Regions from separate parts of the Homo sapiens genome. Here region 2 is linked to region 1. A link is a loop called in an ENCODE intact Hi-C map of the cell type or tissue named here. Cell type or tissue: Caco-2. All regions are shown on one strand. Links, peaks and the distances in the headings refer to the core of each region. The heading gives the core; the rest is flanking DNA.

The links. A loop is a pair of places that touch in the nucleus more often than their neighbours do. Peaks named below come from ENCODE experiments on the same cell type or tissue, not always from the same donor. Only the 100,000 strongest peaks of a DNase experiment are listed, where the experiment ranks them.
Region 2: it touches region 1 in a loop (2.5-fold over the local background); 1 of 110 quality-filtered maps calls a loop at or near these places.

The regions. Positions count from the first base shown.
Region 1 is chr1:64,560,281-64,567,068 of GRCh38, forward strand. The region is part of intron 2 of CACHD1 (cache domain containing 1); the gene reads left to right. It overlaps LOC124904195 (a long non-coding RNA gene), which reads left to right. Exons shown (of 2, transcript XR_007066150.1): 2 at 1-6,788. Among named protein-coding and RNA genes, the nearest start is that of MIR4794, 16 kb to the right of the region's middle. In Caco-2, for the core only: no CTCF peak of the experiment used is centred there; a DNase peak (open chromatin) is centred at 4,111.
Region 2 is chr1:64,651,052-64,657,839 of GRCh38, forward strand. CACHD1 (cache domain containing 1) reads left to right here. Exons shown (of 27, transcript NM_020925.4): 10 at 1,110-1,259; 11 at 2,707-2,830; 12 at 3,635-3,752. Among named protein-coding and RNA genes, the nearest start is that of MIR4794, 75 kb to the left of the region's middle. In Caco-2, for the core only: no CTCF peak of the experiment used is centred there; no DNase peak of the experiment used is centred there.

The sequences.
Region 1 (6,788 bases), core at 1,788-5,787:
TGTTTTAGGTTGGAACATTAGATCACTGATTTTTTTACCTTTTTTTCAAATGGATGCATTTAAAGCTATAAACGTTTCTCTTAGTACACTTTATATACCTCAAAGTTTGACATGATGTATTTCTATCATCATTCAGTTTTACATATTTTCTGATTTCTCTTGTGATTTTTAAATTTTGACCCATGGATTTTTAAGTATTTTGTTCAATTTTCAAAACGTTGTGGTCTTTAGATATCTTATTGTTATTGATTTCTAATTTAATTCCATTATGGTCAGAGAACATACTGTTTGATTTCAATCCTTTTTAATTAATTGAGACCTGGGTTTTATGGCTCTACATATGATCAGTCTTGGTGGATATACCAAGTGAACTTGTAAAGAACATGTGTTCTGCAGTTTTTAGGTGTTCTTTATGTATTAAGGTGGTTGATAATGTTGTTCACATCATTTGTGTATGGGCTGATTTTTATTTTGTTTGATTTTTATTTTCTATCATTTGTTGAAAGGGATGTTAAAATCTTCAACTGTAATGGTGAAATAGTATTGTTTCCATTTAATTCTGTTCATTTTTGCCTGATATGTCTTTATATACACATTTAAGATTATGTCTTCCTGATGAGTTGTGAATTAGAACATTATGAAATGTTATTCTCCAGTAATATTATTCTCTCCTTAAAGTCTATTTTACTCAATATTGATATAGCAACTCCATCCTTTATATACTTACTGTTTACATGGTGTGCCTTTTCAGAAGCATTTACTTTCAATTATAGATAGCATATAGATGAGACTTGTTTTTTTTTAAATCTATTCTGAAAATTTCTGATTTTATTATTAGGAATATTTAGGGGAAATGTTTAATAAATTAATATTTTGGGTTTTTTTTCTGTTTTTTTTTTCATTAGCTCCTCCTTCCCAACCCACTTTTGAATTTTATCTGTTAATATTCTATCAACTTCACACAAAATCTAAAACCCTTGCAACTTACAGGTTCATTTCTCTAACGCTATTCTTTATGCTAGTTATCATATCTATTACATCTGCGTATATTACAAACTGCACAAGAAAATGTTATAGCTTTTGCTCTAAATTGCCATATTTAATGAAGTTAAAAGAAAAAATATTGTATATTCTCACATAATTACTATATTTCTTATGCTCTTTGTTTCTTTCTAAAGATAACAGCTGATATTGAATCTGAAGTTCCTTTAATATTTCTTGTAGTGAAGATACCCTAGTGACAAATCCTCTTAGTTTTTTATTATTTCTTGTATACAGAAAATGTTTCTTGGCTACATGCAGTAGCTCACACTCGTAATCCCAGCACTTTGAGAAGCTGAGATGGGAGGATCGCTTGAGCCCAGGAGTTCAAGACCAGCCCAGGCAACATAGGGAGACACCCATTGTCTACAATTTTTTTCTTTTTAATTAGCTAGGAGTGGTGGCACATGCCTGTAGTCCCAGCTATTCAGGAGGCTGAGGTGGGACGATTGGTTGAGCCAAGGAGGTTGAGGCTACAGTGAACTGTGATGATGCCGCTGCACTCCAGTCTGGGGAACAGAGCAAGACACTGTCTCCAAAAAAAAAAAAAAAAAGTTTCTATTTTGCCTTTTTTCTTAAAAGATATTTTTGCTTTAGATAGAATTCTGAATTGACAGTTTGTTTTTTGAACACTTTAAAAATGTTCCACTGTCTGCTGGACTCTGTAGTTTCTGATGATAAATCAGTGAAAGTTTTTGTTACCCTGTATGCAATGTTTTTTGTTTATTCATTTAATTATTCTGGCTGCGCTCAAGATTTTTCTCTGCTTCCGTTTTCAGCAATTTGACTATGATTATGCCTCCCTAGACATAATGGTTTAAATATTGATTCTGCTTGGTGTTTGTTGAGCTTTTGGAATCTGTAAATTTGTGTCTTTCATCAAATTTGGGGACTTTGGGACCATGATTTTTTCAAATATATTTTCTGTCTCATTATTTGCTCTCCTTGTAGGTCTCTGATTACAGGTATGCTAGATCTTTTGATATTTTACTACAAATCCCTGAGACAGTGTCTTTTTCTTCTCTTTTTAAATTTTTTTTCTCTTGGATAAAGATAAAGATGGTTTATTCTTATGCTGCAGAATTTCCTTTTTTTTTTTTTTTTTTTGAGACAGAGTCTTGCTCTGCCACCAGGCTGGAGTGCAGTGGCATGATCTCAGCTCACTGCAACCTCCGCCTCCCAGGTTCAAGCAATTTCCCTGCCTCAGCCTCCCAAGTAGCTGGGATTACAGGCATGTGCCACCACACCTGGCTAATTTTTTTTTTTTTTTTTTTGTATTTTAGTAGAGATGGGGTTTCACCATGTTGACCAAGATGGTGTCGATCTCCTGACCTTGTGATCTGCCTGCCTTGGCCTCCCAAAGTGCTGGGATTACAGGAGTGAGCCACTGTGCCTGGCCCTATTTGTTTCTTTTTAATAATTCTGTTTCTGTACTGAAATTTCTCATTTTATTCAAGCGTATTATCTTTGCATTCTTGAGCATAGTTATAATAGCTGCTTTAACATTTCGTCTGCTCATTTTAACATCTAAAAATGGTTTGAGGTTTATCTCTGTTGACTGTCTTTTTTCTTGAGAATTGGTCACACTGCTTTTTTCTTCATATATCAAAAAGTTTTGGTTGTATCCTGGTATTGTGGAAAAATCTGGATTCTGTTATATTCTTGTGAGGAGTGTTTGTTTGTTTTAGCAGGCAATTAACTTGACTGGAATCAAACTGCTAATCTATTTTTTAGACAACTGCTCAAAACTCAGCTCAGTTTATCTTTAGATAGAGTTTGCCCTGCACACATACAGTTCAGGGATTTAAGAATTTTTCTGCCCCACCCCCACCCAGTACTCTAGTATTTAAAATATATTCTGACAGACAGTTTTTTGGAGTATTTTTCTGAGTTGTTATTTGATAATGAGAATTTTACAGGAAAGGTTTAAAATTTGATGTTTTATTTCTCCAAATATCTGCTGGGACATTGTAAAGGAGAAGCAGTTTGGTTTTATAAGAAAATGATACTTAGCAGGTATTAATACTCCAAATAATTATTTTACTCAAGTATACACTCAAGGCTCTAGACATGAAGAATTGGAAAAGGTCAAAGCAATGAACTAGAATTCACCTGAAAGCAAGATATACTTCCAGATGTAGACCTTGCATGAAATTCTATCCTTTTGTTCATATGAGAATAAAGATGCCTGGTAGCAGAACAACTTACATGTGGCCTACAAACACAGAATAGCTCTTTCTTTAAAGAAATTTTGAATTGAGGGTGAACCTTAAAGAGACAGCACTTTATGTGCCCCGATGTGAATCATCAGTCCTAACTAAGGTGATGTTTTAGAATTTTGGAGCTGGTATACTCAGATACCATGGAGACAAGGCCAAAGGGGTTAGGAAACTTTTCTCTAGTCTTTTTTGGACAGCCTCAGTAAGGGTAGTGTGGGATACAGAATCAAAGAGCCTCATCTTTTGAGATGGAAAACTCAAGGTCCAAGCAAGACTCTGTCATTTACTGTTTGATTTGTAACAGGTATTTAGCCTTTCAGTGTCTACATCAATTTTATCTATAAAATGTAGATAAAAGTTGTTTAAAAGATTAGGTGGTTGCCTACTCTGTAGTAGGCATTCAGTATTTTGTGTTCTGCTTCCAGATTACAAAAGGGTGATATAATGTCAATATAAGGATACCAAAAGAATTCATGAAATGTCACCCCAAAATATTACTTTGAACTGAGGGTACTTGGGGAACAGCAGGTGCAAGTAGAGGCTTTCTCTGAGCACCACTTGCATGCAGAGCCTTTTCTCTGAGCTCCTCTTATCTGTCTAAAGACGGATCCTCCGAAAGGAACTCAATTGTCATGAATCCCCTCCCTGGGAATTTTATCAACCAGGGAAGATTAACTTGGATCACAGGAGGGGAGACTAGAGGTTGACCCTATGCCCAGACTATCACCTCTTCTAAGGGCTGCTCAGAAACAACTTTTATTACCGACTTTTTATCTGTATAACAAGACAACCTTTATTCCCCGTGCATTTCTTCCCCTCACCCTCCCATAACTTGTGTCGCCACCCCCTTCCCCAGAAGCCCCAAGCCCTGATGCCTTTCTGTAACTTGGGATGCTGTATCAGCATCAATCATCTGACCCTTCTTTGAGGCTCCTATTTTGTGAGACTCCTGTGCATACTTATGTAATTAAATATTTACATAAGTCTTTCTCCTGTCTTATGTCAGTTTAATTTGTAACCCAGCCAAGGAACCTGGAAGGGTAGTGGGATGCCATTTTCTCTCCCCTGCAGTGTGCTACAGAGAAGATTGCTATTCTTAATTTGTTATTTAATCCTCTTGGGTAAGGCCTAGAAGGAAAAATCTGTAAATCTGTAAACTTTAAAAGGGGAATTTTCAAGAGAAAATGTTCACAGAAGGCCCTGGAAGGAGCTAGTAGAAGCTTTTAATAGAAGCAAAACTAATTGAGAAGTGTGAGACTGGACATTATATTAGCTTTGCATTTGTATTACTTTTGTATTTCTACTCCCAAACACTTTCCACTATAAGAAAGCTTGAGTGTGTTCTTGAATTGTGTACTGAGCCACAGGAAGAAAAGGGACAATGGTTAGACAAGAGCGGGTACAGAAGAGTTGAGCACTAGGCAGGTATTTAATACATATTTGTTGAATAATGACTGGAGATACTCTGGCACCTCAATATTCATATTTCCAGGATCTGGATTTGTTTCGGGTTGCCTTGCCAAGTGTAATCTAGTATGGTGGTAGCCTGAGGGCTCTCATTTTGTTTACAATTTACCTACTGAAGTATTTTAAAGGCTCAGACTTGTCCAGGCTGCAGGAATCTGGAAGGTGGGGTGGATGAATTCCGTTCTTTCTTTGTCCCCAATTTTTCCCTCATCTGTACCCAGGGAATTTGTTCAGGTTGGGTCCTGGTTTAGTTCACCCTCTTACCCAGATCCACACTTGGCTCTGTGTTGATTGTGCTTGCTAAATGTTCATTGAATGAATGAATGGAAGGCACTAAATCTGTAGGAAGGCAAAAGAAAGGTTGAGAGGTATTGATGCCACCCAGATGGAGAATTTACAATGAATCAAGCAAGGACCAGAGTAAACAGGGGGCTGTTCTGTCCAACCAGAGCCCTGGCAGGTTTACCTGGTTTAGTGTTTATGTTTCCTTGATTGGAAATCAATCTCTGTCCGTCTTAGCTCTTACTGTTGTTGGTCTGACTCTACAGAAAAGAAGCTAATTTTTATCATCTTAGAAACCCTCTTCCTGAGCCTCTTATCAAATCATTGTATTCCCTGTGAATAAAAGAGGCTGGTGGTCTGTCATTTCTGAAAGAGAGCCTGAGAGGAGACATAATTGTTCTAATATTTATGTTTCTTTATCAGTTTTCTTTGTGCTTCTACACATATTTTCTCATTTTATCCTCTTAATGACATAAGAAGAGCAGGTATTATTATCCTATTTTCCATAGGAGTAAACTATTTCAGAGAGGTAATAAGTATAAATTGTTCAAGACCTCAGAAATGAATGTGGCAGTGACCAGATGTTTAATCCAAGTTTAGTGTTTTCTTTATTTATATTGTACTGGCCGTGATAATAATCAGCATTACGTATTGAATGTATGATTAATTAAGCACTATGATTAAATCTTTTCTCACATAACTTGGCTGGTTCCCTTGCTAGTTCCCTTACATCCTTTTATTCTTGGCTGAAATGATACCTCTCAGGGAGGGCTTCCTTGACCACTCATTTATAAATTTTATTAATTGCATCTCTCTTTAGTTTTTACCCCCTTCTCTATTTTATCTCCTTACAGTTTATCATGTAGGACATAGGTATGTATTTATGTTTTTCATTGTGTATCTTTCCCTAATAGAATAGAAGCTCCGTGAGGGCGTGGATTTTTGTCTGTTCCATGTCTTGATGTGCCCCCAGCACTATTAAAACTTTGTCCATGTAGTATATGGCAGGTGCTCAGTAAAAATTTGCTGCATGAATTAATAATCCTCAAAAACAACTCTTCCAGATTTACTGACAAGAAAAATTATGCACAAAGAAATTCCCTTTCCAGGGTCACCCAAGTAGGGGGTTAGAGAACTGATTTGAAATTCAAGTGTATTTAGATTCAGTGCTCCACTGTATGTTTTCAATTCCCCCCCCCCCACAAGGTATGGGGGAAGTACTGCCTGTCTTACCACAGAATGGAAGGGGCTAGACTCTGTCCTCCTCACTCCTTCCCCTAGCAATTCCTCTTATTTGTTTGGTATATTGAAGGTTAGTATGAGGCTTTTTTTTTTTAATGGTCTTTCGTTTTCCCCCAGCAATTCATCTTATTTGTTTGGAATGAGGCTTTTTTTTAAATGGTCTATCACTTTTTTTTTTTTAAAGGGAAGATTTACAAACAATTATACTACAGCAATAATTATGCAAAGCTGAATCTGAATTTCTTTTTAAAACATGCAACAATATTGTAATTGGGATGCTCTTTAAAGTTTGGAAGAGGCAAGAAAAAAATAAATATTATTAGAGCTAATAGATAATATATTCACATATATGTTAGAGCTTTTAGCTCTAATAATATTTAGAATTAAATATTATTAGGGGTATGTATATGTTTATTGCAGAGAGTAAATGGTATGTGTTGCCTCCTCTAAAAGCCAAAATTAGGTTTCTTGTGGAAGTTAAACTCCTGAGTATAGGGACCATGACAGAATAGTTCACACTGTAGTGCTCTGTAGATA
Region 2 (6,788 bases), core at 1,882-5,881, 91 kb after region 1:
TTCCTCCTGTGTGCTTTGCCCTTTCCCTAATTATCCTATTGTTGTTGTTGTTTTTAATGGCCTGTTACCTAAGTACGGTCTTTATATTTTGAAAAGGTTATTTTTTATAAAAAAACAACAACAAAAATTATGCACTAGAGACTGTGTAGCCCACAAAGCCTGAAATATTTCCTGTCTGACCCCTTACATAAAAATTTAGGAACTCCTGGCCCGAATGACTGGAAATACATTCCTTTGGAAACTTAATTTCTCCTTCAGCTGCTTGAAGTTCTGTATGTTCAGATACTGTACCTTTCTAAATTTTTTCCCCTTGTTTTCACCTTTTTTTAAAGGATGCATTAATGGGGTATAGTAATAATACCTTTTAAGCATTCCTTTATCCATAGTCTCTTTTGATCTAACATTTCCTAGAAATCAGTAAAGCAGTTAATGCTGTGTCCTTTAAACAGATGTGTGAGCCAGACACAGTGGCTCATCCCCATAGTCCCAGCTACTTGAGAGACTGAGGAGGGAGGATCACTTGAGCCCAGGCAGTTGAGGCCACCATGAGCTATGATCGCACCACTGCATTCCAACCTGGGTGACAGAGTGAGACCTCATCTCGAAATATTAAAATTAAAAAAATTAACAGATGTGTGAACCAAGGCTCAGAGTAGTTATATCCATTGTCACCTGTACAATACAAAAGGGGTACAGCTGGACTATTAAGTACAGTTTTTAGATTCATTGTCCATTGATCTTTCAAGTTCAGCTGAATCTAACTGCTTCACAAAATAGAAAAATGTATTTAGTGTTGCTGATGTTTTGCACTGATCTGGAAGGTCTTATCTTTTTAGGTGAAAAAGTAGTGGAAAACATAGAAATTGCCTCCTTTTAAATTAACTGCGCTATCTGAGCTGCCAAAGGACGCTCTTTCCCTCCCACTCTAACTCATTTATTAGGCTGTCTGCAAAGGCAATGCTTGATTACTGGACCACATGGGAAACTTTTCTTCCAAACAAAATTGAGACAGCTGATAGAAGCCTTCATGATTCACCGGAGCACAGTTCCAGTCTTTGTCCAATTCCTTCTCTGCTGGTCTTTAGATTTATTTTGTTTTTAACCCATAGGTTTGATAATGACTGTGAGTAAACCCTGTTATTTTGGAAACCTACTTCTGGGAATTGTAGGTGTGGACGTGAATCTGGCTTACATTCTTGAAGACGTGACGTATTACCAAGACTCTTTGGCTTCCTATACTTTTCTCATAGACGACAAAGGTAATCTGCTAAATGTTCATCCTAAGAATACTTTTTTAGAAACCTAAAGAAAATAAGGTATAGATATTCTACAAACAAAATAGGAAAATGATAGTGTAAAGAAGAGCATTGTGACTAAGATTGCTCATTTGTAGTAGAACACCGTAAAGATGGCAGAGTGGATCTCCAAATTACACATGTGTTTCTCTGTTCTTTGAGGGGTAGGGAACGGTTATTTGTAACATCAGGAAATTAGACTGGAGGATTGAATGACACATAGAATGTCATCCTTTGACCTGAACAGATAACTTTTCTAAAGAAGAAATAATGCAGCCAACAAGCCTATGAAAACAATCGCAGTATCCCTGATCATTAGAGAAATGCAAATCCAAACCACAATGAGATGCCATCCTACACCTGTCAGAATGCCTATTATTAAAAAGTCAAAAAATAGCAGATGCTGGCAAGGTTGCAGAGAAAAGGGTACACTTGAATACTCTTAGTGGGAATGTAAATTAGGTCAGCCATTGTGGAAAGCAGTGTGATGATTCCTCAAAGAGATGAAAACAGAACTACCATTTGACCCAGCAATCCCATTACTGGGTGTATATATGTACCCAAAGGAATGTCAATCGTTCTCTCATAAAGACACCTGTATGTTCATTGCAGTGCTATTCACAATAGCCAAGACATGGAATCACCCTAAATGCCCCTCAGTGGTAGACTGGATAAAGAAAATGTGGTACATATGGAATACTATGCAGCCATAAATAAAGAATGAGATCATGTCCTTTGCAGAAACACAGATGGAGCTGGAGGCCATTATCCTTAGCAAACTAACTCAGGAACAGATACTGCATGTTCTCACTTATAAGTGGGAGCTAAATGATGAGAACACATGGACACAAAGAGGAGGACAACAGATACTGAGGCTACCTAAGGGTGGAAAGCGGGACGAGGGAGAGGAGCAGAAAAAATAACTATTGGGTGCTATGCTTAGTACCTGGGTCACAAAATAATCTGTACAACAAACCCCCGTGACACAAGCTTACCTATATAATAAACCTGCACATGTACCCCTGAAGTTAAAAGAAGTTAAAAAAAAAAAAAAAAAAAAAAGAAGAATGTCATCCTTTGGATCTTTTTTTTATTAAATTGTTATCTTAGATTTATTGGCATTAAGATTTATGTGGTAGATTAGAATGTTTTATAAAACAACAAAACAACCAATACCTCCAAAATACTCTTGATGAGACAGATGTTTGATAATTTAAGACATCTTTCTACGCCTCAAGAGTTTTATGTAAGCACATATAAAACAGGTTCAGTTTTTACTGGACTGGTGAGTTGCAGAATGAGAAGTTGAGTATCGGGCAGCCAGCCCAGAGTACCCCATATTTCAAAACAGTGATTCAGAACTTCCTACAACATGTTTCTTATTAACATGCATTTTGTTTTCTTATTGCAGGATATACACTTATGCACCCATCTCTTACCAGGCCATATTTATTGTCAGAGCCCCCACTTCATACTGACATCATACATTATGAAAATATTCCAAAATTTGAATTAGTTCGGCAAAATATCCTAAGGTAAGGAAAAGGTGAGGGTCATAGGATTGTTTTTCCCTGAGAATGGGACCCATCAAAGCCACATACGAGTATTTACTACAGAGTATAAAACAAGTGTATAAATTATTTTAATGTTATCAAAAGTATTCTCAGTAATGTTTCCGTAAGAATAGCACCCAAGATTTTGCTTACTTTGTATCACAGATAAGGTGTCTTAGAACTATTATTTGACGATAATGTCTTGTAAATCAAATTTTATGTTCACATTGACTTTCATTGTAAAATCAGATATATTTCATCTCATTTTCAAAAAAAGTTCCAATGATACCAAATTGAAAAATGTTGGCAAAATAAAAGGCTAAGTTGAGGACCAGCTTTGTTGCATTTGCCAAAAAATAGCCTGGCAAAGTAGCGTCCATTCCAAGTTGACAGCACAATCTTATACATTGTTTTTTCTTCAAATAAAAAACAGATTGGATCTTTTCCAACTGTGATACATTATTTTGGCAGATGGTAACCTGTAGAGGAATGGGTCTTTGTGCTCATTGGTTGAAAATTAATGACTGAGTGATTTGAGACAAGTTAGTCTCTGGAAAGAATTAGAGTTGGGGAGCAAGGATGGAGAGTAAGGGATGTTTTTAATGCAGAGCTGACATAATGCTTTTACGCAATTGAAAATCTCACATTATCCTTTCAAAACTGATGAGCTTCTTTGGTATTCGAAATCAGGAGGTGGCCATTGACTCAACAGCTTCTTCCTTGCCTTTAATTAAGTGCTTAATTTTATCTTTTGCCTGAAATATTTAATTCTGTTTGCCAACACAGCCTCCCTCTGGGCAGCCAGATTATCGCAGTCCCTGTGAACTCATCCCTGTCTTGGCACATAAACAAGCTGAGAGAAACTGGAAAGGAAGCCTACAATGTTAGCTATGCCTGGAAGATGGTGAGTGAGAGGAAGTTGTGTTTGCTTGAAGAGCTACAGGGTACAGTGCTCTTCTTCATGTTGGAATTCTCAGCCAGGGGGTGGCACTTGGGTCTGATAATTTGTCTCGTAATGTGACTAATCAGTTTTTAAAGTGATTGGGAAAGAAGACATTCCACAGGTGTTGTATAATTATTTTTCCTTTTTTGTTTATAAAACTGATAATTGTTCATGATGAATTCATCAAACCATATAAAAGGATGTAAAGTAGAAAGTAAACTATGCCCAGCCTGGACAACATAACAAAATCCCATCTCTATAAAAAAATGTAAAAATTAGCCAGACGTGGTGACACATGCTTGTATTCCCAGCTACTCAGGAGGCTGAGGTGGGAGGATTGCTTAAGCCTGAGAGGTTGAAGCTGCAGTGAGCCATGCTAGCACCAAAACTATCTACTTCCTTCCTTCCTTTGACTTTTCATTCCCCATAAGTAGCCACTTAAATCAATTTCCAGAAAATGTGTATATACAGGCAGGTATATATATTTGTGTGTGTGTGTATACGCTCACCCACGGCTTTAATGGCTATATAGGATTGCATTGTGTAGATAACCCAAATTTCTTTAAACAGTCCCCTATTAATGCACATTTAGATTACATCCAGTTGGTTTTTTTCAGTTCAACTCAGATTGTGGAGGTTGGGAGTTTAAAAGGAGACATGAAAGCATAAGTACCTTCCGACATTCTCTAAGGAAAAGAAAATTTTAGATTAGAAATTGGATTATTCATGTTCAACACAAGCAGATGGATAGTTTGGCCATAACTTGTGGCACCCATTTCTGCTTTCTCTTACCAGATTCTTTCAGACACCAGGCTTCAAAGAATCATAGAGAAAGCGTATCTAACACACACTGTTCATGTTACCTGTGTTTCTCTTCTCTCCTCTTCCTTCCCAATGTAGCATAGCAGTGCTGTTGAAGGACCCTAAATACTATAACTGACCAAAAGGGGAGTAGAGTTTTACTTTTATCATCAAATTTTAATCGCTGAACATAAAATGCAGTCATACATGAGATTTTTCTTGGATGGACAAATCAGATGTTTAACCTGTTGACTCCAAATAGATCCATTTAATCATCCCTTTACAAACTACTTATTGAACATTTTCTGTGTACTAAGAAGGATAAAGAAGATTGACACTCTCTCTGCCTTCATAGAGCATCGAGCCTAGTGGTGGATGCAGACAAACAGCAACTCGATACAGTGTCTGTGCCTGTATCAGTTGGATCAGGAAAGATAGGAATTGGGAGTAGCCAGAATGCCTTTAGGCAGGAGTCTCTTCCAACCTTCTTGTTTGGTTCTTAAAATATCATTATGGCAATAGCAATTACTAAAATGCAAATGAAGCAAACAAATTAATAAATGAAACTATTTGAGAAACTTATGTTTACAAGCCTAATTCTACTGGTAGTTTGTTGTTTGGTAATACACATTTGAGGAAGGTCAAAGCCTATTTTGAAATTCTCTTAGCTGACTTATTTTCAGATTTTTCTTTAGAATGATAGCACCATCTGCCCTTATATTTATATCATTTTTAAAGATAAATTATTTAATTTTCATATCAGAAAGGGTGAGCCGGCCACCAAAATTCTCAATTAGAAAACAGACTTTTGTGTTTGAAATTAGAGATTGTTTACCTCCAACATATTCTGATTGAAAGCAACTCAGTTACATCCTGGGAAAATATCTGCATGGTTGCTGGCATTAAAAGGGAAAGAAGGAAATGTAGGCATTTGTCTGACCTTCTTGATACAGTAAAGAGCCTCAATGTTAGTGGGGTTTTTTTCAACGATGCTAGTAAATTCTGGTTATTCTTCTTAGGCAAATTCGAGGTAGTAATCAGGTAGTCACTTCAGGTAGCAGTGTTAGCTTTCTCTGAGTTCTAAAATTGTTGAGCAGATCCCTGTAAGTGAAAACTTAAGGAGATAATAAATAATGAGATTGGAGACTTAAAAAAAAAAAGGCTAGGCTGGTTACCCAGTAATAAGGGCAAATATTTTTAAGATCTCTTTAGTTACTTTGTTGGGGAGGAGGGTAGATACTTATCTTGTCCTAAAAAATAAAATGGTTTCTTCTAATATAATCCAAATAGAGTTAGCTTATCCTAAGGACAATTGCCTAAACTGCTTAGCACTCATAGATATAGCAGATATTGAGGGATTATTTCACTGAATTAATTTAAATATAACTTGAGAGATTATGTTAGCAGCATTAAGAGATTACTCCATCACTGTGTAACCCAAGTGCATTTTTTAGCACTTTAGGAGGCTGTTTGCTCTGATAGAAGTACTGACTATTAGAAGGTATTCACATGTTCCCATGTTACACAGGCCTGCTTCACTTCAAAACATGGATCCCATGTTATAATCAGTGAAAAAAACCCACTCCCAACCCATAGAGAGCCCTTCTAGAAATAGAGTTCCTTTTAATGTAGAGACTATTTTTTTCAGCTAAGAACATGACAGAAAGACCTATATTGAAATCTGCTTTCCTAAGAACTGTTTATAAAGTGCTACTTTTAGAAGCTTACGGTAACTTTATTTTTCTCTTACAGAATAGACCCAATTATAAAATTATTTTCTAGTCATTCTGGTAGGGTTTTGTCTTTTGGTTCCTTGGAACACACAACATAGGAAAACAAACTTAAAAGATGACTGTGAGATTGAAAAGAGAGAAAATAGTAAATGCCACTTCAGAGCACCTTGTCAATTTATAATTTGGGGAATGGAGGAAAAGGATTAAATTTGTTAATCTAATTGAATATCTTTGCCAGCAGTACTTGAAAGCAATTCCAGGAAGATGCAAATTGCTTCTGTGTTTAAGAGTCTACAACCATCCTCACAAATCCTAAATTTCACTTAACTCTAACCTGCCTAGTTAAAATTTTATCCTTCATCTTTTACTTTTATTTCACTAAGTAAGTCACATGAGCTGCTTTATAAGGCACCGTTCTTTAGTTCTGATTTCGCTAGTCATCAACTTCTTCATTTATTTATAA